Linked DNA regions of Mus musculus: all the other regions are linked to region 2. Evidence: chromatin loops called from intact Hi-C (ENCODE). Cell type or tissue: left cerebral cortex. All regions are shown on one strand. Each heading gives the region's core, and the rest is flanking DNA. Links, peaks and the distances in the headings are about the cores only.

Evidence for each region. Peaks named below come from ENCODE experiments on the same cell type or tissue, not always from the same donor. Only the 100,000 strongest peaks of a DNase experiment are listed, where the experiment ranks them.
Region 1: a loop joins it to region 2, with 3 times the contacts of the local background. A loop is called at or near these places in 9 of 42 quality-filtered maps.
Region 3: a loop joins it to region 2, with 8 times the contacts of the local background. A loop is called at or near these places in 9 of 42 quality-filtered maps.

What each region holds. Positions count from the first base shown.
Region 1 is chr11:81,610,191-81,617,831 of GRCm38, reverse strand. It overlaps a transcript of Asic2 not described here. Among named protein-coding and RNA genes, the nearest start is that of Gm11418, 27 kb to the right of the region's middle. In left cerebral cortex, for the core only: a CTCF peak has its summit at 4,364 (motif pointing right); DNase peaks (open chromatin) are centred at 4,387, 5,198 and 5,425; H3K4me3 peaks cover 1,268 bases; H3K27ac peaks cover 400 bases.
Region 2 is chr11:81,371,471-81,379,111 of GRCm38, reverse strand. It overlaps a transcript of Asic2 not described here. Among named protein-coding and RNA genes, the nearest start is that of Gm42084, 120 kb to the right of the region's middle. In left cerebral cortex, for the core only: a CTCF peak has its summit at 4,077 (motif pointing left); a DNase peak (open chromatin) is centred at 4,065.
Region 3 is chr11:80,903,033-80,910,673 of GRCm38, reverse strand. All of the region lies in intron 3 of Asic2 (acid-sensing (proton-gated) ion channel 2), which reads left to right. It overlaps Gm51909 (a long non-coding RNA gene), which reads right to left. Exons shown (of 3, transcript XR_003949743.1): 1 at 1-7,641. Among named protein-coding and RNA genes, the nearest start is that of Gm51909, 9.0 kb to the right of the region's middle. In left cerebral cortex, for the core only: a CTCF peak has its summit at 4,041 (motif pointing left); a DNase peak (open chromatin) is centred at 4,019; H3K27ac peaks cover 30 bases.

The sequences.
Region 1 (7,641 bases), core at 3,096-5,595, 240 kb before region 2:
CCAGTCTAGCCTACTCGGTGAGCTCCAGACTATGTCCCCACTCTCCCCAAAAGGTGTTTGTGACCTAAAGAATAACCCCGGGGGTCGTTCTCTGGCCTTACATACATGCATGTGTGTACACATGTAAGTACACCTAAGCACACATGTGCACCAGCACACATACAAACGTACATAACAGAATACACTCTCATAACTATGCATTTAAATGTTCATAAAGCAAAATTACACTTACAAGCATGTGTATAAATCACATATCTCTACCTTGCTTTATATGTAAAACCTTGTCTACATATAAATACAGGATATATATATCTCCACACATACATTTTACTTTATATTCTGGCTGTGTTTTGTTTTATATGAATGAATGTCAGAAAAACATCAAAGATGGCTGAACCAAGTCTTCACATGTTTTGGGCACTCCACTGGCACTTCAGTGATGTTCAACTAAGTTCTGAAAATCCAGCATATGCTACTTACAGGCATTCTATGCTCATTTCATAAATGTATTTTTCCTTCGCTTTCATACCGGCAAAATCACTAATTGTGTTGTAATAGAGTGAATATTTTGTATAATGTGTGTTTAGCTGAAAGTCGTGTCCAATTAGCCAGCTTTTCTTGAGCGATTACATTTTTAAAATTCACTCCAATTTGGACAAATGGCTCCGTAGAGACAGCTGGATTCGCGGCTGTCAATAGAAGTATAAAAGTCTCAGGTTCATAAAAGGACTGTAAGTTTTGCATAAACACTACAGCAATGCAACAGAGCTGTGTAAACTAATTATTTCTCAGAAAATATTAAATGTGTGGAATTCATTAAAAAAGAAAAACAAATTCTCAGACAAGCTTTTCAATAGCTCTTAAAGAAAGGCACATTCACATGCTGGCATTAAAAACTGTCATGCTTCATACACGTTACACTTACACATCTACACACACATATAAACACACACATAAAAGACCAGGAAAACTATTATTTGTTATTGCAATCTGACCTCCAACCTATAGGGGCAGTACTTCTTATGTGCGCACGAGAGGGCGGGGAGTGGGTTGAGTAGTACTCCTGGTGCTGAGTAGGAGTCAGAGGTCATCTGAGAGGTACAGGAGCTGAGCCTTGAAGGGCAGGACAGGTGTGCCAGAGGGACACAGAGGGTCCTTGTGGTGGGCAAGGCTGCTCCCCTGTGCCCCGGAGCAGATTGGGGAGGGGCCTGAACCATTTGTTTGGGAACACCTGTTTCAATATTGTTATGCAAATATGTGATGGTCAGCTCATTAGTCAGGGAGATCTGTTTTCCACACCCCCCACGTTCTGTCCCGCCCCCTCCCTGTCCGTCCGTCCCCCCAATCTCACCTAGCACAGTCATTTCAATTCACAGGTCTAAGCACACCCTCTCCCACTGAGGCCAGACAAGGCAGCCCAGCTAGGGGAAGGGGATCCAATGGCAGGAAACTGAGTCAGACACAGCCCAGACTCCAGTTGTTAGAGGACCCACATAGAGACCAAGCTGTACATCTGTTACTAATGGGTAGGGGTCCTAGACCCAGCCCAAACACAGAACCCAGAGTTTTAAAAGTCCAGTGCAGGAGAGAGGAGAGAGGAGAGAGGAGAGAGAGAGAGAGAGAGAGGGAGAGAGAGAGAGAGAGACAGAGAGAGAGAGAGAGAGACAGAGACAGACAGAGAGACAGAGAGAGACAGAGACAGAGAGAGACAGAGACAGAGAGACAGAGAGAGAGAGAGAGACAGAAAGACAGAGAGAGACAGAGAGACAGAGAGACAGAGAGACAGAGAGAGAGAGAGAGAGAGAGAGAGTGTTACCTGAACTCAGGAGACACAGAAATGGATGTATTTCTGAAATTCTCCAAACAGCTAAGCTTGGCCTACTTAGAAAGTTTCAAGTCAGTAAGGGGGCAAGGGAGTGGTTGTGGCTTCAAAAAGGAGATATTGAGTTCAGGTGTGTGACACAGATCCATCCCGGGACCATGTGCCTGGGGACATTTTCCTAGGTTGCTAATTCTAAAGGTGTGAGCGTGGCCACTTGGTAGTTATAAAGGACATGGCTGAGCTGCTCTTACAGTCTGAGTACTGGATACTCTCATCACGTGTAGGTCTGGTGTTTGCATAGATCCACAGCTGCCCTGAACCAGGGGAGAGCCAGGTTGGCACCAAATAGGTCAGCAATGGCCAAGCAAAGAACTCTGGAGAGTCACCGGTGGCCCTGACACCTCATCCTATCACTCCACTGGAAGGTTGCAGTCTGGAGGAATTGTGAACAAACCTGCCATTATTGCGACCGTTGTACTTACAGACATACATTTTCAGTGCAGTCAGCAGTGTTGATGGTTTGAGGCCTGTTTGAATTTTTAACATTTTGATAGGATAGAGATGGCTATTTGCCAAGTTCATGCCCCAGACCCCTGCAATCAAGTAACAGATTGTAGGAAACCGAGGTCTCGCAAGGTTTGAAGTCCTGGATGTTTAGCTCTATTTGGCCAGGTGGGCATGCTTGAGAGAGAGAGATGGTTGTTTGGGGCAATAAGAGTTTGTCTGGCTGAATATGAAGTTGTTTAACTGTCTTCTGTGTGGCTGAGCCCTCTTACAGTTCCATTGGCAGTGAGCATGATCCTGGTTCTTCTGGAACTAGATACTGTCTGTTCGGGATGTGGGTATCTTGGTAGGTACATGGCAGCATAATGTTCTAACCTGCAGCTCTTTTGTGTGTGTGATAGGGATATCTTGTCATTTCCTTACTTGTGTCTGTACAGTTCCAGGACACAGACATTACTCAGTGATGGGAAAGGAGGCTCCATTGTGTGGCACAGTATCCAGGAGCCTTCTAGGTGTGCATTATCAACATTTAGCCTTTTTCCAACTGGATCATTCACCGGACACTATTTAAGAGTTCTTTGTAAATTGCTGGGTTCAGGACCTGTTATAAAAAGATGTCCCTCTGGTGTGTGGCTTGGGTTTTCATTCTTTTAACTGCCCCCATGCCACCACCCCCACTTCTTATTTTGTTAGTTAAGATAAGTTTGGAGAGTGCAAAGTAAAAGAGGAGGAGGAGGAGGGGGAAGGGGAGGGGGAGGAGGGGGAGGAGGAGGAAGATAAAGAAGGGGGCTGGAGAGATGCCTCAGCAGTTAAGAGCACTGCTCTTCCAGAGGTCTTGAGTTCAATTCCCGGCAACCACATGGTGGCTCACAACCATCTGTAATAGGATCCAGTGCCCTCTTCTGGTGTGTGTCTGAAGACAGCTATAGTGTACGTCTATACATAAAATAAATAAATCTAAAAGGAGGAGGGAGAGGAGGAGGAGTAAAAGTCCTAAGAACCAGGGCAGCTTATAAACTGGATTCACTTTCAATTCCTGAAAGATCGGAATGTGAGGGAAATGAAACTGTCAGACAATCTTAATCAAGGTTCTATTAAAAGGGCCACCTCTCAGGGAGGCTCCAACTGGGTCTGCAGCCTCTATGGGACTGCACATCTACCTTGATCCTCATGGTGACCTCCCAGATGGAGGTTGTTCCTCTCTCCCCTCCTCCTACCTCCATCCACTCTGCTGTCTTGGGGTTTAATGGGCCGGTGTGGAGGGTTGAAAGGACAGTGTTAACAAGAGTCAAATCAAAAGGATATTCACCTAACTGTGTGTCTGCCTCTCTTCCTGGTTCCCCATTCTATTATTCCCATGCTGTGTGGGGGCCCAGCATTCGCTGAACATCTGGCCTCCCCCTCAGGAGGCTCAGGGTGTCCTTTTCCTCGCTGCAGTCAGTTCATGCTGGGCGTGCCCCACCCTCGGCAGGTGTAAGGTTTCTACTGGGTAGATCAAGCCAGCCTTGAACCCCAGCTCTTCCTGCATGAACTTCCTAAGTGCTGGGAATGCAGGGACATGCCAACCTTGCTCGACTGAGTGTGGTTGTTTCTGATTTATACCCCCTGCCCCAAGTCATTCGACTCAGGGAAAAACGCAAAACAAAAGCAAGATTTTAATCCAAGAGACAAGAGAAAAATGAAACTAAAACATGATACAAAGCTGAAGAACGGGAAAGATGGAAGAGAAAAGAATGGAAAAGCACAGTGTGTTTATGTATATAGTTCATGAACTCTTTAGAAGACTCAGGTTCCCCGGGGTCGGGGCGGGGGACGGAGGGGGGGGGGCAGAATCCAATCAAAAATATGTTACTTTCTCCGACTTCAAGCTCAGAATCACTAAAAAGTGGCAAACTGGTGATGTGATTCCAAACCTTTCCCTATCTTATCTTTTCAGAAGCTGCAGCAATTGCCTTTTCTTCTAGAATGTCGTCCCATTGTTTAAAAAGGAACTTCAAATTAGAATGATCTTCCCTGGGCAATTCCTGAAACAGCCACTAGATGGCAGAATGAGACCACAAAGATGCTGTGTCAGATTGGCTGCTGATCTGCATGCAGCCCGGGGAGCCGCGAGCTAGCAAGCCATCTCCTGCAGGCATCTGATTAATAATGGGGCTGTAATTATCTTTACACAATCCCGATTGCAGCTCCCGTTGTAGCCTAGCTGTTAAATTAAACTGCACAAATAAATATGCCTTGCGACTCAGCCTCCCCAGCACTGCCCACCCTGGGTGGCTTCCAGGCATATTAACATATCAAAACACAAACAGAACCCCTCCCCACTCCCTTCATTTTCATAACAAAAGGGGCCCCCTTTCATCTCCCCAGCAACCGGGTCTGTATTTAAATAGCTCTGTGAAGGCCGATAACGTTATTACTTTATTTCCCTAGTCTAGCCCTGGGATATCTGCTTCTTCGGGAAGATGGATGGATGGATTTTATTAGGAAGATGAAACACCCACGGACCCAAGCGGCCTGAAGCTTGGTGCAGAAGAGAGCCTGTAAAAGCCTCACCTAAAGGAATACTCAGAAATAACTAGGGATCCTAATTGGTCTGAGGCAGCGCTTTCCGGCTTAGTGGTCTAGGGTCAAAGGAATGAAAATGCAAACGAAATTGGGTTAGGGCCATAGGTTCCGGATGGTGGCATTATAAACTGTAGAGCCCTGGGCATGAAGACACATAGGGGTTAGAACTTCCTAGAAAGCACTTCACCCCAGCTGCAGGGCTGCTGACTTCCCCCCAAGTAACGGGAGATGTCTAGAGATCCTGCCTCCAGCCAGGGACAACTCAGGCGTGGGAGGGAGCTACACAGATGATGCAGATCCTGATTTGACTCCCAGTGTTAGAGAAGCTTGTACAATCCAAGGACTTGGCAGTACAAAGGCCTGTTTGGGGCGGCGGAAGCTAAGTCCTGAGGTTAACTCCTGCAGCAGGCACTCCTGTTAGGCCCCCAGTAGGTAGAGGAGAAGGGAGGCTTTACTCCCGAAGAGACTCCCTTCCATCATCCTAGGAGCTCCTCCTCTGCTCCCGACTACACATCGTTTGTGCTCCGTGGAATGAATGGGTGTCTGTTTCCGCACTCAGTGGAGGGGTGGGACTAAGCAAAGATGGAGAGGCTGAGGGAGGCGGGGCCGGGAGATCTGATAGTACATCTTAAGAAAGGAGAGAGGGATCAGCTAGCTTATCAACAGTCTGGTTCCCCAGGGTGAAGACAGGTAGATAGACTCGGGATAAACAGCATGGCTCTTCTGCGATGTGGTATCCTTGAACGCACGGGTTGATGAAAGCGAAAATGAATGAGTAAACATTCCAAGAAGCAGGGGCAAACTCCAGCCAGCACAGGGCTCTAGATCCCAAGAGCTTTCAGGAGGCGGTCTCCGAAAGGGCGGGGCTTTCTTTGACTGACATAGGTGATAGACATCTCATGAGTTGTGCCATCTCAGAATTGCCTATGTAACAATCATATGCATGAGGTAGTCTGCATGCATCAGCCTTACGGGATTTGTGATGTCCCAAAGGCCAAAGACCATCCTTTCCTTAGTGGCTTTGCACTGGAGAAATCTCTAGAGAACTGAATCCTCTGTTGGGCTTTGGTTTCTAACTGTGGTCGGAATTTTTGTTTGCTTGTTGGGAAGGGTTTTTCACAGTCCAAGGGACTATCTGGAGCAGTGAGGAAATGGTCTTCTTTGTTGACATTAGACCCTGGAGTGATTTTCCTATGACTTACACGGCCGTACCTCACTTGAAGAGGGCGCAGTAAGACAGAGCCATGATCATGAGAAGACCCCAGGAGAAAGGATAACCCCCTCCTCATATAGCTATAGATTTCCAGAGGAAATCCCAAAATCTCTCTCTGTCAGATCACAGTCATGAAAGGCTGCTTCGATGTATGCTCACCTGCCCAGGAGGCAGAGGAAGGACAGCCCATCCCCAGATACACTCCTCCTTAGCTGCTATAAGCCTCCTCCCTGAGTATCGCCCGCTACCTGGCGGGCTTCCCTTACAAGATAGAGTGGAGATGGGCTCAGGGGATTGTTGTCACAAGGGACTTCAGTTCCTTCCCTTGGTGGTTCATGCATTTATGCATTCCACAAAAATTAATTAAAAGTCTATTGTGTACAGACTATTACACTAATCACTTAAGAAGCCCGCAAAAGAAGACAGGGGCATAATGAAGCCTGTGTTTATCATCTTGAGTCCTGGAGTTGAACGTCAGCTCAGAAAGCAGGAGGCGCTTCCACTTCCCATTTGGCCCTAATGGGAGGGGAAGAGCGCACCACCGGCCTTGCCCAGTGTCTCAGCTCCTGGATGGGGAAGGGCTGTTTCGTGATTTGGCGTCCATGTTTCCAGTTTCATTTCATTGTCAAGAAGCCTTGCACCAAACTGCTCCCGGCTCCCACAGGCTCATGCTCCCTACAGTCCTGAGAGCATCAGCTACAGCATCTGCTCTTACACAGGCTCAACCCAAGCCAAGGATTGCCAGGAACTAGCCAGGAATTCAGGAGCAGGAGAGGGAGAGAATCCCAGCCAGATAGGGCCAGCTCTTCTGAGCTCTGCTCCAGGAGGTGGCTGTGTTAATGGGAGGAGCCCAGAGTGAACTTGAGGGAAGCTTCAGGAAAGATGCTTGGAGACCATGGGAACCCAAAATAGAGAACACTAGCAGGGCAGGGCACCGAAGGAACTACCCAAGGAGCCTGGCTGTCGGAAGAGCAGCCTCTGCCGTTAGGCTGAGCCTGATTTGTTTGCCGTCCAGGTGTTGGGGCTCAGAGGGTCACTTAGCCTTCCCGCACCTCCCCTCTCTGACCTCTAGAATGGGGGTAACAGCAGTTCCTCCTGCTTGAGACCACTCATGTCCTAAACTCATAAAGCCTCCTTGCAGAGGGCACTCAGTGACCACTGGCTGGTCTCTCTGATTTAAAGCAAAGTGGCTTGAAGATATGAGAAAGGTGTCTGAGGACTAGGTTGAGGCTGGGCATACACAACAGAGGCAAGCTGGCACTGGGGACCACAGAACAGTGTCCTGAGGACTCTGCAGCCAGGGGATTGGGCTGTCTCTAACTACAGTCTGGGCTGAGAAAAGTCAAGTTTTCTATTTAGTTACTAATCTATAACGGAGTTCTACTCAGTATTTGAAGAGTGGTATTGAGGCCTCCAACTACTACCGTCTATTTCTTTGAACAGTTTGGTCAGATTTTGCTTCATGACTTTCAGTGATCTGTTGTTAAGTAGATATATCTTCATAGCTGTTAGAAATGTCTGATAGAATGACCATTTT
Region 2 (7,641 bases), core at 2,578-5,077:
TGGATTCTATACACGGCTGCAGTAATAGAAGCTGTGGAAGCTTTTACAGCATGCTGGAGCAGTGACAGGAAGCCTGACACCTTCCAGCAGCAAGACAACTCCACCAGCCCCAAGCTGGAGGTATGGGAACTACAAAGCCTATCTTGGTTTTTCCAGCCTCCCCTCTAATGTTTTTTATGGCCTCCCTAAGGAGTCCTATTCAGGGGAGCTGATGCCCTAGGCTAGAGTTCAGCCTGGTCCAACAGGTACCACACACTCTCCTTAGATGCCCATTATCAAGGGAGGCCACAGCAGTGTGAAAGGGCTGCAGGAAGACAGAACTGAAGGAATAAGGCCACAGAGGCGAGAGAGATGTGAGGCATGGGATGAGCAGATGAAATGAATTGATACTGTCTACTCTATGAGAGCTACCTTTGAGGGCTGCCCAGGAGCTCTCTGTGCCCTACTGTGTCCCCCTGAGGAGAAACACCATTCACATTGTCAGGTGGAATTCCCTGTGACTAAGACAGAAGCAGCTCTTGGGAGGGAGGTGACTAGGTGTGGGGGTGGGGGGGGGTGGGGAGACTGAAACTTAGGACTGTATTCATGTTAGCAGCAAAGGATTCCAGCGTGGCAAAGCTGCCACACCAAACCAGCCCTCAATGCATCCTTCTCTTAGCCATTAGAGCCATTGCCTGATGCTCTGAGACGTTTGTTTCCCTCTAAACTCCCTTACTCTGGAGCCTGCCTACTAGCTCTTTTTCGTGTTGTTCTAAACACACATAAGCAACATGGCAAAACACCACTGATCCTGTGTTGCAAAAATTCTCAATTCCATCGTGCCCATCTGGAGAGAACTCATTCTGTCATCTCCAATCAAACAGACCAGACTTCCACTCCTCATTCACAGTGTGCAGGCACACGACCTTGGGCAAAGTTGTGAAATCTCTCCAAGGTGACATGTGCTCTTTCGAGACAGAAATAATAACGCTCACCCTGAAGCTGTGCTGGGGGGATTAACAGTAGGACTCCCCATATCACACATATCTCTGTAAGAAACCAAACAACCCTGTTTCAATGCATTAGTAAGAGGGTGGAGTTGCTGGAGGAAGGACTAAGCAAGAGTGGCCAGAAGCTCAAAGACTGAGCCCAGGATGGCCCTAGGGAGTCTGAGCAATGCCTGATGTATCTGATCCCACAGAGACATTGACTGCAGAGACCAGCATTGGCGGAGGACACGCAAAGCTAGTGCAGAAGTAGAGAGGTGTGAACTTTAAGCTGAAAGGAGCTGTCAAAGATCGAGGAGGATCCATGGGAGGATTTCACTGATGGAGAGGCAGGTGAGCCAGTATGGTGGCTCATGTCTTTAATCCCATCTCTCTGGAGGCAAAGGCAGAGGCAGGTGAATCTCCGCAGCCTTGGCCAACCTGGTCTATGGAACAGGTTCCAGGACAGCTAGCGTTATACGGAGAAATCCCGATTCCAAAAACAAAACAAGAGGAAGGGTCAGGACTCCAGGCTCATCTGAGCATTTGAATCAAGGGGCTGCTGAGTTTCCTGGGATTCTCCCTGGTGGGTGGGATTTGTAGATACAGAATTTTTCATGACAGTGGGATTATCTTTGTTAGGGTTTTACTGCTGTGAACAGACACCATTACCAAGGCCACTCTTATAAGGACAACATTTAATTGGGGCTGGCTTACAGGTTCAGAGGTTCGGTCCATTATCATCAAGGTGAGAGCATGGCAGCGCCCAGGCAGGCATGGCGCTGGAGGAGCTGAGAGTTCTGCATCTTCATCTGAAGGCCCCTGGGAGAAAACTGTCTCCTGTGTGGTTAGGAGGAGGGTCTCATTGCCCACACCCACAGTGACACACTTCACATCTACTCCAACAAAGGCCACACCTCTTAATAGTGCCATTCCCTGGACCAAGAATATTCTAACTACCACAGGGATCTTCTCTGTAAGTCATTTAGAGCATGGACACTGAATAATAATGCGGCCATCTGCTGTAGGCAAAGGGAGAGCCTCAAGTCCCAAGAAGAGTGTGTGCAGAGAGCTCCTACCCACTTGGCAAACTTCACACAGAGGGGCTGAGTGGCTCTGAGATTACTTACAGTACATAGGCTTAGCTTCCTGCTTGTGCTTTTGCATAGCAAGGGGCACATGCCAGGGGTCAAGTACACACGAGGCTGCTTCAGCCCTCCAAACAGCTTACCCCAGAAGGTCCATCACAGTCACTTCATGAGAAAAAAAAATCTAAGAGAAGTTTTAAATCACAGAAGCAGCAAGTCCAGAGCTGACATTGCTCCCAAAGCTGGCTTCAAAACTCCAGATCTTTAAAGGGAGAAAGTATACGAAAAGACAAGACTCAGGTCCAAAGATGGAGCTCCCTGGTACTTCCTGCTGCCTTCTTACAGGTCACCTCCCTTGCTGCCTGGTTTGACTCTTCCCTGGGATCTCTCACGTTGGGTTGGGGAGGCAGAAACTCCTCTGGCCTTTGTCCTGAATAGATCCAGGACTATGGGCCTGCAGCATTTAGGACCTTAGCCTCAGTTCTCAGTAGCTGTCTTCCTGTCACGTGGCTGGTCCTCACTGTGAGCATCTACCACGAATGGACTTTTCCCCTATGTCTGCTGATGAAGACTTTACAATTTCATTCAACATCTTGTTTAATGAAGCGATGACAATCAAGTCTAGCTTAACAAACCAATGCGTCTATTGGGTTACTCACAGAAATGCATATAGGACCGGTTCTAAAACGCTACCCCAGTGTGGCGGCAACCTTGAAAGCTGCATCCTAGAAGTTGTGAAGGCAACTTAGTTGTCAGAGGCTTCTAGTTCCAAGCAGCTGTCAGTGTGTGTGTGTGTGTGTGTGTGTGTGTGTGTGTGTGTGTGTGACCCCGGGAAGAGGCCTTGCCCATCTTCTAAGTCATGAGAGCTTCCTTGGGCTTGTGAGTTTTATTCTTAGAGCAATAAAGAAGACTACCTTCCTCTCAGAATAGTTGCACATTGCGGTAGGTTACAGCACTTGGAGTTGGGTGACGATGGGAAGGCTGTTATCCTGCCTGGTTGGTTATGACTCCCAAGCTGTGAGACTTGAATGGTCCCTCCCCATTCAAGTCACACATCTCTTCACCTGTGTGATAATGCCAGTGTCCTCTGGTTCTGTCTGTCTGCCCATCTCTGCTGCCCTTCATTGCCGGTCTCCTCTCAGATCCCTGGTCATGTCCACTGGAAGCGGATAACCCTCTAGATATGTAGCTGTTCAAACTTGAAGATGGTGGTGGTCCTTAGCCCCAAGCAAAGGTGGCTATACCGCCCTTGCAGTCACCATGGCTACTGCTTCTCCTGTGCCCTGGAAAACACACTCAGGGTACTTACTCATTGCCAACAAGTTGCTTCAAGAACCAGGACTCATTATCCAGGGGTTCCCTTGCCTCCTGCCTATCCATGCAGAGCACCTATCGCCAGTAATGATGCCCCTAAAAGGGCCAGGATGTGGAGCCCACAGCCCAGGGCCCAGAGCCTTTAGCCCATTTCCCAACCAGGATGCAAAATGTTGCACAACGTCACCAGTCCTATGTATGTGCTCACACTCAGGCTGCTACAGAACCATAAAACTGTGTTGAAGTTATCAACACTGTTTTTTTTTTCCCTCATGAACAATGCTTGCTCGGGAGTCCTTTCCCCACATGGTAACATGGTAAGTGTCAGCTGCCAATATGGAAAACCCAGTGTGCTAACACCAGCATCCTGCCTTGACTCCTCTACTTCAAGATGAAGTTTCTACTCTTCAAAGCTGTCGTCATCCCAGCACTCATGCGTTCCAAAAGGTGGACCAAGAACCATCTAGCAGGGCTCTAGCCCATCTTCTGAAAACTAACCCTAAAATACCCTTTGTAATTTCTCTCTGGATGCAAATCCTAAAAGACAGAGCTTTCTGTTCTCTTGGAACTCCAAAGCAAGAATGCAGGTGGGACCCTGGTACACAGTTATTGTGAAGTAGGTAAGAATTTACACTTTAGAGCCCAGAGTCAACTCTCTTGGGGAGAGGAATCAGCTGGAAAAATGGACTCACTGCTGCCCTCTAGTGGCTAATCACAAAACTGTTCCTCCAGAAAGATGGATGGGCTTCTTGTAAGCTGGGCACATTGGTGCAGCTGGACACATTGTGCAGGTAACCAGGGGACAAGAGTCACATCCAGAGGAAACTCTACAGTATGGTGAACTTAAAGTCACAAAACTCCCTTCTGGTCAAGACTCTAGCTGATTTCAATACTTTCCCACCCCTTCCCCATACTCTAGTTAGGGCTGTGTTTCTTTCTAATAAAAAAGCTCTAATTCATAAGCATGATACGATTCCCCCATGGCCACAGTGCATTTATTTAATGACCTTCCTCTAAATCCAAACAGCCTAAGACTGAGAGGAAGCCACATAATCCAGTTTCTGGTGCAAAGGTGTACTCTGTAGCCAGGCTCCTAATCAAACCCTGGGTGGTGTCAGCCGCAACCAACGAGAATAATTAACGTGAGAATGTTTACTCTGTTTGTTTGTCTGATTCCCGGGCTGTGCTGAACAGTAATGAAAATTGTTTTCTCTGCAAAGCATGACGCTGGTCAGTGTTCACCTGGTGTGTTCCCAGACGTATTGATTAATTGTGGTCCAGAATGTCACAATGACCAAGGGCCAGGCTCTGCTCTTGGGCAGTTGGAGTTTTACTCACCTTGGGTCACCACAACCTGGGTCAGTGGGACTGAGTTGAGGTCAAATTTGACGGATGGTACAGAAAAAAAAAATCCTCAGATGCAGAGACCCAATAAGGTGAGGGTTCCAAGTGAATGATGAGACTCCCATCTTCCCTCCTTAAGGAAAAGACTAAGTCCAGATCTTTCCAAGCCACTGGGCTGTGACAGACTCCCCCATTCCCCCAAACACTCACAATGCTGATGCCAGAGCTCATCTTTCCTCCACACCAGCAAACTGAGCCCTCTTGGACTCAGACTCTAGGCCCCACCCAGATGCATGGACCATGGCTGGAGAGCTGTGCTTTTCCAAAGCTTTCCAATTGGTTTCGAGGTATTCACAGAGCCCACACATACAGAAACAATAACACATCAAGTATCAGAACATAAAAAAAAAGAAGAAAAAACACTCCAGAGGTCCCGGAGCCCCCAGCTATGCTTACAGGGGTGCTCAATGGAAAAACAAAAAACAGAAAAGGAATAAACTGGGGCCTTCCAAGACCTCACAGTCATGAGCACTAGCACCGTTCAAGCAGAGAAACTAAGAGCAGACCCTGGGGCCTCCTTGTATGAATTCAACTTATGAACTGTGTGACCTTAGACAAAACACTTTGCTTCTCTGTTCTTTGGCTTCTTCCACTGTAAAATATGATAATTAAAATGTTGTTACCTTATAAGGCCTCTGTAGATATTACATTAGGTTTGTGTGCAAAAGCATTCAAGAACACCAACGAGGGCCAAGAAGATGATTTTGTAGGTAAAAGTACTTGTAGCACAAGTGCAAAGACCCAAGTTCAAATCCCTTGAATCCACATAAAAGCTGGATAAAGTTGTGTGAGCATCTGAAATCCAAATGTCCCCATGGAGACATAGGAGGTAGAGACAGAAGAATATCCAGAAGCTAGCCAGATGTGGGCAGCAGAACAAGAGTCTCTTCTATCAAACAAGATAGAAGGCAAGGACTAACACCCAAGGTTGTCCTCTGACCACCACATGCCCACGATAGCACACTCGTTCCCATATTCACAGACTCAGATACATACACACATGAATGTGCACACATGCATGCACATGTACACAAAATAACAGTGCACATACATGTTTTACACACACACACACACACACACACACGAACAGTGTAAGCAAGTTGAGGCTCTGGTGCCCACCTGTAATCTTAGCATTCCAGAGGCTGAGGTAGGAGAATCAAGAGTTCAAGGCCAGATAGAGCTACATAGTGAGACCCTGTCTCTCCTCTACAACCACTACCTGGAAAGGAGGCAGCAAGCATCCAATGCATGTTAGCTCCTTCAGTATAATAAAAGTTGTAACATTGTATCTGTTTCACTAAATAAAAGATTTAATTTGGACAATGAACTTGCTGCTGTTTTTAAGTACTCTGATATGTTAGTCCAACCAACTCTTTAGAGACGGGAAGACTGAGGGCTCAGGAAATTAACAACACCTTGCTTAGATGGACTGTAGACAAAAACAGAAATGAAGCACTCTCCATATCAGACTGAGCTTGATGATCACAGACACTACCACTACCCCATCCCCCGCCCCCACACACCCCTCTGCCTCCCTTGGACAGTCGCCTTGTGTTATTAGCAGGATTCCCTTCTCCAGAGGCAGATGCAGGGGTCACCAATCAGTCTCCTCCTCTTCAGAGCCAGCATAACCAGCACCCCCCATCTCTCTTCCATCCCCACTCCCATCCCATGGACCTCACTGCCATAAAATCGAGTTCACACCTCAGAGGTGCTTGAAGGGTCTGGTTAGCTGCAAGGTGTCTGTTTATAAATCGCCACAGAGAGCTCAAGTGTGATGGAGGACTGCTAGCTGAAGCATGAGCCACAATTAGCCCTTCTCGAAGCATCAAAGGGATGCCAGAATGAAACCCACCTCTCACTCTGAGCCTAGTGTCAGTAAAGAGGATGGGGTAACAAGAGCCTAGCTGAGAGATCAGAGTCTCTTCCCAGGGTCCCAGGCCAGCCAGCCTCCAACCTGGGGCAAGACTCCTGTGACGCCCTCCCTGTGGCTTCCTCTCCTATTGCACAGGTTGAATTCTCAGCCCACAGAAAAAGAGATGTTGTATATTTAGCAAGACAGTGGGCTCGGGCTTGGTGGTTTTGCCTTTGCTTTTGGGCTTGACCCCTAAGAAGTAGATTATCTTACCCCAGCCAAGGCTGCAACGCCCCCACCCCATGGCCATCTTGGCTGCAACCTCGCCTCAGAAGAGCCCTGAGCTTAAATCACTGAGCTGTGCTCCCCAGGTTGCTGACCTGCTGAACTTAGGCAGTAATAGATGTTTATTGTTTCAAGCTGCTAAGTTGCAGGGTGATTGATCGAGCTGCAGAGATGACTAATATACATGAGGGAGGGTGTAAGGACAGTGCCCGGAAGCAGGGGAAAGCTGTCTAGAAGGAAGGAGGGCTTCATTTACACGAAGGGAAGCTGAAAAGAAGAGATGTGATAGATGTCCTCAGATCCATTGGCCTCCTGAGCTCTGATGTGAGAAGTCTTTGTCAGAGGATCTGAAGAGGAGAGTCTGGATCCGGCCTCAGGGCAGCCCACTGTCTAGCAAGGATGCTGAGCAACAGGAAATCAAACCCAGTTTAATAAGAAGGACGCTCAGCACCTAGAGCAGTCTGGGAAGGGGGCCAAGCGTGGTGACCTCTGATCGGTCTGTGTGCATGCACTTCTAAATGTCGGAGAGGATGGAAATAAAACTGCGTCCCTTGTGCACCAGCCCACTCCTAATTTAGTCAGTCATCCCGAGCACCAGCCACAGGTTAGCTTTACCTGGAGGTGTTGTTTAACAGTCCCAATGTGTGGATTCCACTCTTAGCTGACGAAATCAGAGTCTTGAGGGATGGCCCGGATACTAGCATCTTTAAAACTCTTTTGGGAGATTGTA
Region 3 (7,641 bases), core at 3,096-5,595, 470 kb after region 2:
GTCTTGGGGGGCGGGGCATCTTTGATTGACTGGTAAAGCCTGTCATACACCCAGGATGAAGGGAAAGGGCACAGTCACGTGGTGTGCCTTCTAGGGCATCATCTGCTCTACACTGCACCTTAAGGTTGTCTTGGCTGAGCCCATGTGCTTCAGGTGAAGCCTCTAGCGAGAACAGTGGGTCAGCAGCAGAGCCTGGATTTAGATGGGTCCTGACACTGCAGTCAGGTAGACCCTAGTTCAAATCCCACCCCTGCTACATCTCAGCAGTTTGGTATTAGATAAACTAATACTGAAGCTTGCTCCTTTGTGAAGTGGGGAAAACAGACATTTGCTGGCAGGATTGTTATAAAAGTAAACCATTCAATATTTTCCATATTGGGAAGGAGGTGGTCTGAAGAGCCTCTGTTGCCATCCTTTAAACTTTTGCATCAGCCTACATCTATCCACATGGTAATGACCTCGGTTCCGTGTGGACCCCACCCTGTGTGGTATATTAGAATACACAGTCCTTGGAAGGTAGCCTTTGAGAAGGACAGACATCTGGGTTTTAATCCCTTCTCTGCCACCCGCTAGCCATGCGAACAGAGTTGCTTCCCCTCTGTGGACCAATCTAGACAGATTCAACAGAGATCACTAAAGCATCAACCCATATGGCAAGTATGGGGATTCAGTAAGTCTACACCATAAAAATGCTTTGAACTGTACCTGGCCTGAGCAAGAACTCAAATGCCAGCTATACTTCCAATGCCCGTTAGCCGACAGGTGGACATTTGGGCAGTAGAACTTCACACCAAATCGTTGAGAGGTTTTAAAGCGATGACCTCAAAACCAGGCATATAATAGGTACAGACCAACTGAGAGATTCTATTGCCCCATCTCTTAACAGCAACTATAGCTTGGTCCTGAGCCCATCCTCCATGCTCTGACCTTGTGGGATGAACTTTCAGTGCAACAGGGCAGAGGCGTTAAGACTGTGCCTCCTCCCTTCTGGCTGCCTGAAAGGACATGTGTCCCCTGAGACCCCTCAGATGCCTGTGTTACCAGCTGATTGGTGGACTTGATTCTAGTGTTTTATTTGATTTTAGAATTGTTTAAAAAGGAGCACAGTATAATCATTTGCGAACACACTTAAATCACTCGGCAGGATGCAATAAAAACATCAAACTCAAAATTACAGCTCAAAAAGCAGGCTCTGATTTCTCCTCCTCCTGGGTGGGCAAGATGGAAGTGTGCACATGTTTTAGAAAGTAGGGGAAGGATTCACAAGGCATGGCTAAAAGCAGGAGAAGCTCAGGTTCTAGAACCTGGGTCTCCTCAATGCACAAGACCCCTTAGTGATAGGACAGAGTTTGAATGCCACATTCAAGGTCACACGAGGAAACCTAACTATAGACTAGTCAAAGACCCAAATGTGGTCCAGTCCTAAGCCTGCCACAGTACAGACCCATGGAGACCAGAGCACTGTATCCTCCCTGCTAACCCTCAGCTTTGCTGTCTAGAGAATGGGAAAGAGAAATGGCACGTGCCTCAAGGTAATAATAATAGGACTTCAGGGGTACGGAAGCCTCTTGAGTGTGAGCACCCCACTTCATTCATCTCTGTAGGCTCTGGGACCTGAAATATTTTGGGGGTGGACGACGCACTTGTCCAGTCAAGATGAACCACTGGCCTGAGGCTCCTGATGAGAAACTGCCTGGACTACACCCTAACCCCCACCTCCTGCATCCTTGAAGAGGCCATGTCACCTTGACTGAGCAACTCCTCCTTGGTGGGAGCTTTGCTGAGGAGCTGAGCACCCCTTTGACTGCATTCTCTAAGAGACATGACAGAGAGGGAATTTCCCCTTTGGCACCTAAGGCAATTTTTCCCCCTGGGGTATGAAGGCTTGCTGCTGGCTCTGAGCCAGGGTCACGCTGGTCTTGTCCTGATCTAGTTCTCCAGACAGAAAGAAGGAAGAAAACCCACTCTAAGCCAAATATTAAAGCAGGCAAGTAGACTGAGAGCAACCCGCCCACTCAGTACCCTGGGCCCTGGCTGGCCCTGCACCCTGATTTACAGACGGCTTTGAAGAAGCTGGATTTTATAAGTAAGGCTCTGAGGGACTGCCATGTTGGCTCAGCAACTCTCTCCTCTCAATCTCAGCCAGTGCATCTCATTGCTGATACAGTCTTGGCAACGTGGTCCAAAACCAAGCAGATAGGGCTGCAGATAGAAGACCCCAGAAGCCAAACAAAATAAGGGTGTGCTACAGTTTACAGTTTACCAATATGTGTTTGTGTATCTGTGTATGCTCATATGTGTGCAGTTATACACTCAAATGCGCCTGTCTGTCCATCTCCACAATCACATGAGAACACACTCAGTTGAGTTTTTTCGTTTGGTTGGTTTTTTTAAGACATGAATCCTAGGGATCAAACCGGCATCTTCATACGTGCAAAGCAAGCCTCAGATTGCATTTCTGAGTCGCTGATAGCAGAGCAAAGCCAGGTGGCCTGTCAGTTCCACTGCCTGTGTCCCATGAGGCCTCCCCTGAGTCAGGGACACAGGATGGTGATAAGGACACCCATGGAGACTATGATTTTGACTTCTTCAACATCCATTATGCATCAGGCACTCTTGGGGATGTTCCATCTTGTTATGCAACCAGGCAGAAAAACCTTAACATCCTGCCTTGAGAACTCCTCTTCAGGAGAGAGCTGCCTTTCCCCTAGGAAAACACCGTGGTGAGGTGAGACTCTGTGAGAGAGGATGTGGCCGCAGGCCAGGACTTTAGAGGAGGATGGCGGTGCCTAGGAATATCCTGATGCTGCTTCTGGAGAAAGTCGGAAGGCACCTGAGCTGCGATCAAGGAGGCAGCAGAAAAGGAGAGGAGACGGGACAAGATGAGGTGAGGTGAAGAGACAAGAGAGCCTGTCCCAGCTCACCCGCACATCTTCCCTGGGTCCCATGATCTTGTGCCAGTGGGCTTTCTGCAGAATTTAACCACCAGCTGCATTTTATACAAGTTCTTTATTATGGTTTGAGTGGGAACTGTCCCCATAGGCTCATGTGTGTTAAAGCTTGGTCTCCAAATGGCGGTGCTGTTTAGGGAAATTATGGACCCTCTGAGACCTTGCTGCTGGACAGAGGCCACTGGGGAGTGTAGCTTGAGGTATAGCTTGGCCCTTCTTCTGGCTTGATTCCTGCCTCCTGCTTAGCATCGTGCAATAATAAGCAGCTTCCTCTAGCTCCTGCCTCTATGAACCAAGCCACTCTACCAGGTCTTCCCTGTCGTCATAGGCTGTCAGCCTCTGAAAGTGTGAGCTAACATAACCCTTCCTCCCTTGTATTCTTTCTACCCAATTCTTTGCTCACAGCAAAGAATACCGTTGTGATGTCAAGCGGACTGGAGAGATATCATCTGAGGGTCACAACTGGGTTACACAGATATGCCCTTATCAAGGTTAATCTTTCGGCATTACTCTGAGGGGTTCAAGATCGGAGCTCATGCTTGCATGACACATCAGAAAGGCCAAGTCGCATGTTCAAGTTCCCCCAACTCAGTAGTTCAACAGTGCCTGAGTCAACTCCTGCTTAGTCTGAACCACAGAGTATACCTCGTAACAAGGCCAGGACTCCACAACATGAGGGGAAGAGATCAGAAGCCAGGCTAGAACAAGACTAAGGGCTTAGCCTTGCCATGGACTCTGGATGTGTTTTCCAGGACCTAGAGGGATACCATTCAAGAGAGCAACATGTCCACTCCCTGAAGCAGAAAGTTAAAAAGTTGATAGAAGGGTTGGGTAGGTGTTGGGTAGCCATCAGGTATGCCAGGTAGGCCTCCCTGTCTCACTCTCCTTTCCTCTCCTCCCAAGCCCAAAGTTCTTCCAGCATCCTCTCAATATCTCCTTCTAACTTGGAGCCTCAGACAGTGGGCTGCAGATACAACAGGGATAGGTCCCGAAAGATGGACCAGGGCCTAAGATACAAGCTTGAGCCACTAAGGACAGCTGGAACTCCAAAAGAGCACATCGGGCTGTAGTGCCACCTGCTGGTAAGTCTCAGACCTTAGGTCTGGGACTGTCTGAACCCTTTAGAGGTTGAAGTACACAGGGATGACACCAGACAGAGGAGGGGGCAGTCATTTCCTTTATATAAACTTCGTTATATAAAATGAAAAGCCTGTGGAAAGACCCTCAAGCAGTGTAGGGCGAGGGAAAGAGAATACAGACCTTCCTTTGATTTGCTCACAAATTTAAGCCAGTTATCACCAGCTCTGTGATACAGGGTTGTCAGGAAATGCAAGGTTCAAGGCTCAATCCTGGTGTTTCTCCTCTCTTCCTGACTGGCTCATCCACCGTCTGTTATAATCATGAACTCTACCATTCGTGATCCTAGCTCTCTAGCTCTCTCTCCTAGAACCTGACCTCAGGATCGAGCGAGTGACCTTCTAACTCACATGTGTGAATAGACGAGAGAGAGAGAGAGAGAGAGAGAGAGAGAGAGAGAGAGGGAGGGAGGGAGGGAGGGAGGGAGGGAGGGAGGGAGGGAGGGAGGGAGAGAGAGAGAGAGCTCCCAGGATCTACTTGTCACACTCCCCTGGTGCTGGAGTTACAGGTACACACAGCCACACTCAGCTTCCTATGTGAGCTTTGCACTCAAGTCCTTATGTTTGCAAAGCAAGCACTAAGCGATCTCCCTAACTCCTAGCCAGAAAGGCAGAGCTTCTCTGGCCCATAAACTCAAATGGTAAAGAGAACCAGAAAAAAAAAGAAAAGAAAAGAAAAGAAAAGAAAAGAAAAGAAAAGAAAAGAAAAGAAAAGAAAAGAAAAGAAAACAGAGTTAAAGCTGGAGATATGGCACGATTGGTAAAGTGCTTGCCCTGCATTATGAAGTCCAGGGTTCGATCCCCAGCACCACCTAAAACGGTGTGTGGTGGTACAAATCCTAGCACTTGGCAAGTGGAGGCAGAAGGATCCGATCCTCAACATCCTCCTTAGCCTCCGTGAGCCTGAGGCCAGCCTGGGATGCCTGAGACCTTGCTGAAAGAAAGGGACGTGGGTGGAGAGTAAGGACGGAGGAACGGATGGGGGACTGTATGTGATGTGAATGAGCATAGCCGTGACCAGGAAGCACCGAATCTATCAAGTCAGATGAGAAGACTTATATCTGGGCTTGAGGGGTGGGAGTGAAGACACCATAGAACACCCGAGGCCACCGCAGCCCATGACACAGTGGAGTTGAGAGCAGGGTTTAGGTCATTCTGCTGTGTCATTCTAGAGTTCCAACTGATGGTCTGAAAAGACTTTAGAGGTTATCTCGTCCGAAGGCACAGCCAATACCTGAATCTCTCTCCTCCAAGCCCAGCCAATGAGGATTCACTCCCAAGAGTATAAGGATAATGTCATTACAATTATACTGGTGGATTAGAAAGCTCTCTTTGTGTTGAGAACAATCCCTCTTTAGGATTAAATAAGGTAGTGCATTTAGCATGCCCGCCACAGTGCCTATAACATCAAGAAATGTTATCTTCATCTCTGCCTCCCTTATGACAACTACTCCTGTGTCTGTCTTTCCCTTGGGATGTCAGAAAACAAACCTAATTCTTCTTCCCTGAGACAGTCCTTCAGATAGCTGAAGACAGTGCTTCAGGGTCCCTTGAGGCTCCACTTGCCTCAGATAAACAAATACTCCAACCCACTTGCAGACACTCATTGGTAAGCGAGAGCCGTTGCTGTGTGCGCTATGGTTGCCCAGCTGCTGCTGTGTGTATGAGGCTTCAGCGATGCTTATGGAGCAAAGGACAAGGCAGCCACAGCAGAGCAGCCAGGCTCTGAATCAAAACCTCTGGGAGGGACAAACATGGAAGCAGCTGGCCTGGACCAAAGTTGAGCTATTGAAAGAGCTCTATCAGGCTACACCACCTGTCACCCATTTTGATGACTCATCTTTTTTCCCCCCTGAGACAGGGTTTCTCTGTGTAGCCCTAGCTGTCCTGGAACTAGCTCTGTAAACCAGGCAGGTCTCAGACTCACAGAGATCCACCTGCCTCTGCCTCTCTGCCTCTACCTCTGCCTCTGCCTCTGCCTCTGCCTCTGCCTCTGCCTCTGCCTCTGCCTCTGCCTCTGCCTCTGCCTCTGCCTCTGCCTCTGCCTCTGCCTCTGCCTCTGCCTCTGCCTCTGCCTCTGCCTCTGCCTCTGCCTCTCTGCCTCTGTCTCCCTGCCTCTGTCTCCCTGCCTCTGTCTCTCTGCCTCTGTCTCTCTGCCTCTGCCTCCCAAATGCTGGGAGGAAAGGTGTGCGCCACCACCACCAGGCATTGATGACATATCTTAGTAGAAGAAAACTAAGTCAAGGGGCTGGGAACGTAGCTTGGGCAGTTAAGTGCTTGCCAGGCAAGCATGAAGATCTGAGTTCAATCCTCAGAACCTACATTTAAAAAAAAAATGCCAGGCTCTGTGGTAGGCTCCTGTAATCCCACTTCCAGTAGATAAAGACAAGACAAGCAAGCCTTAGAGTTTGCTCACTAGCAAGTTTAGGAGAATAATCAAGTCACAGGTCGCAGTGTGAGATCTTATCTCAAAAAACAAGTCAGGTGGTTCCTCAGGAAACCATCTGGTTTCTGCAGGCACTTGTACATATGCAAGTGCACACCCATACATGTAGCCACACACATGAATATTTACACACACCTAATACATACCACAAATATGCACATACACATATACATTCACAAGGAGAGACAGCGAAAGAATTAAAAGACAAAAAAATTCCCCCATTACTATCACAAAATTAACTCACATCATCTTGGATCCCCAGCCTCTGCCAAAGGACTTCATGCATCGCTTCCCAAATCCCATTCGCTGCTTTTAGAAACCGATCTTGAGCAACATGGCTATGTAATGCATCCTAAATTCTGGAATCCTGGCCTTCTGCTTAGAGGTGATCGACCCTCAAATGTTCTCCAATAAGGTCCAGAGGGAAGCAGCGGCCCCTCCAGGAGCACCGGGAAGCTCGTGTAGAAGTGAGGCCTGTTCACAGATGCCGAAGAGGAAGATGGGAAAGAAGGGGAGGAGACCTGGAGGTCCTCCAAGGCCGGCTTCTGGTTCTTTCTATTTGATCCTTTCTAGATACAGGGGTTGTGAGGCAGGGACAAACTTAAGGTTGGCACCGGAAATTCCTGGAACCACCTGCTGGCTCCAGCCCTCACTGAAGCGCGATCCCATACAATGCATTTAACCTTTTTCTGAAACTTTTTTCCCCATAAATAAAATAAAAACAGGAATGCCTGCATCAAGAGAGGCCTGTGAATATTATATTAAATAGGCATCGAGAGTTTAAGTTCCCAGTAGTGCTGAGCAGCTAATAACCATCCAGCCCTCCTGGAAACAGCTCTCACGAAGTCTAGATACAAGATTTTATAGTCGGTGTCTGAGTATGCCACAGAGAAAGCAAAGCAGCCAGCGGCTGGGGAGTGTACAGCCTTGAAGTCACACTTGGTGAAACAGGCACATATTTACCTGACCCGTCTCCCACGTGGACACCTCAAAGTTCTAAAAGAATATTGAGGCTGGAGTTCAATTAGAGACCAGCAAGCATCGAGTTAATGAGCCAGAAACCAGAATTCAGGGTTGCCAAAAAGGCTGGAAACAGGAAGGGAAAGTC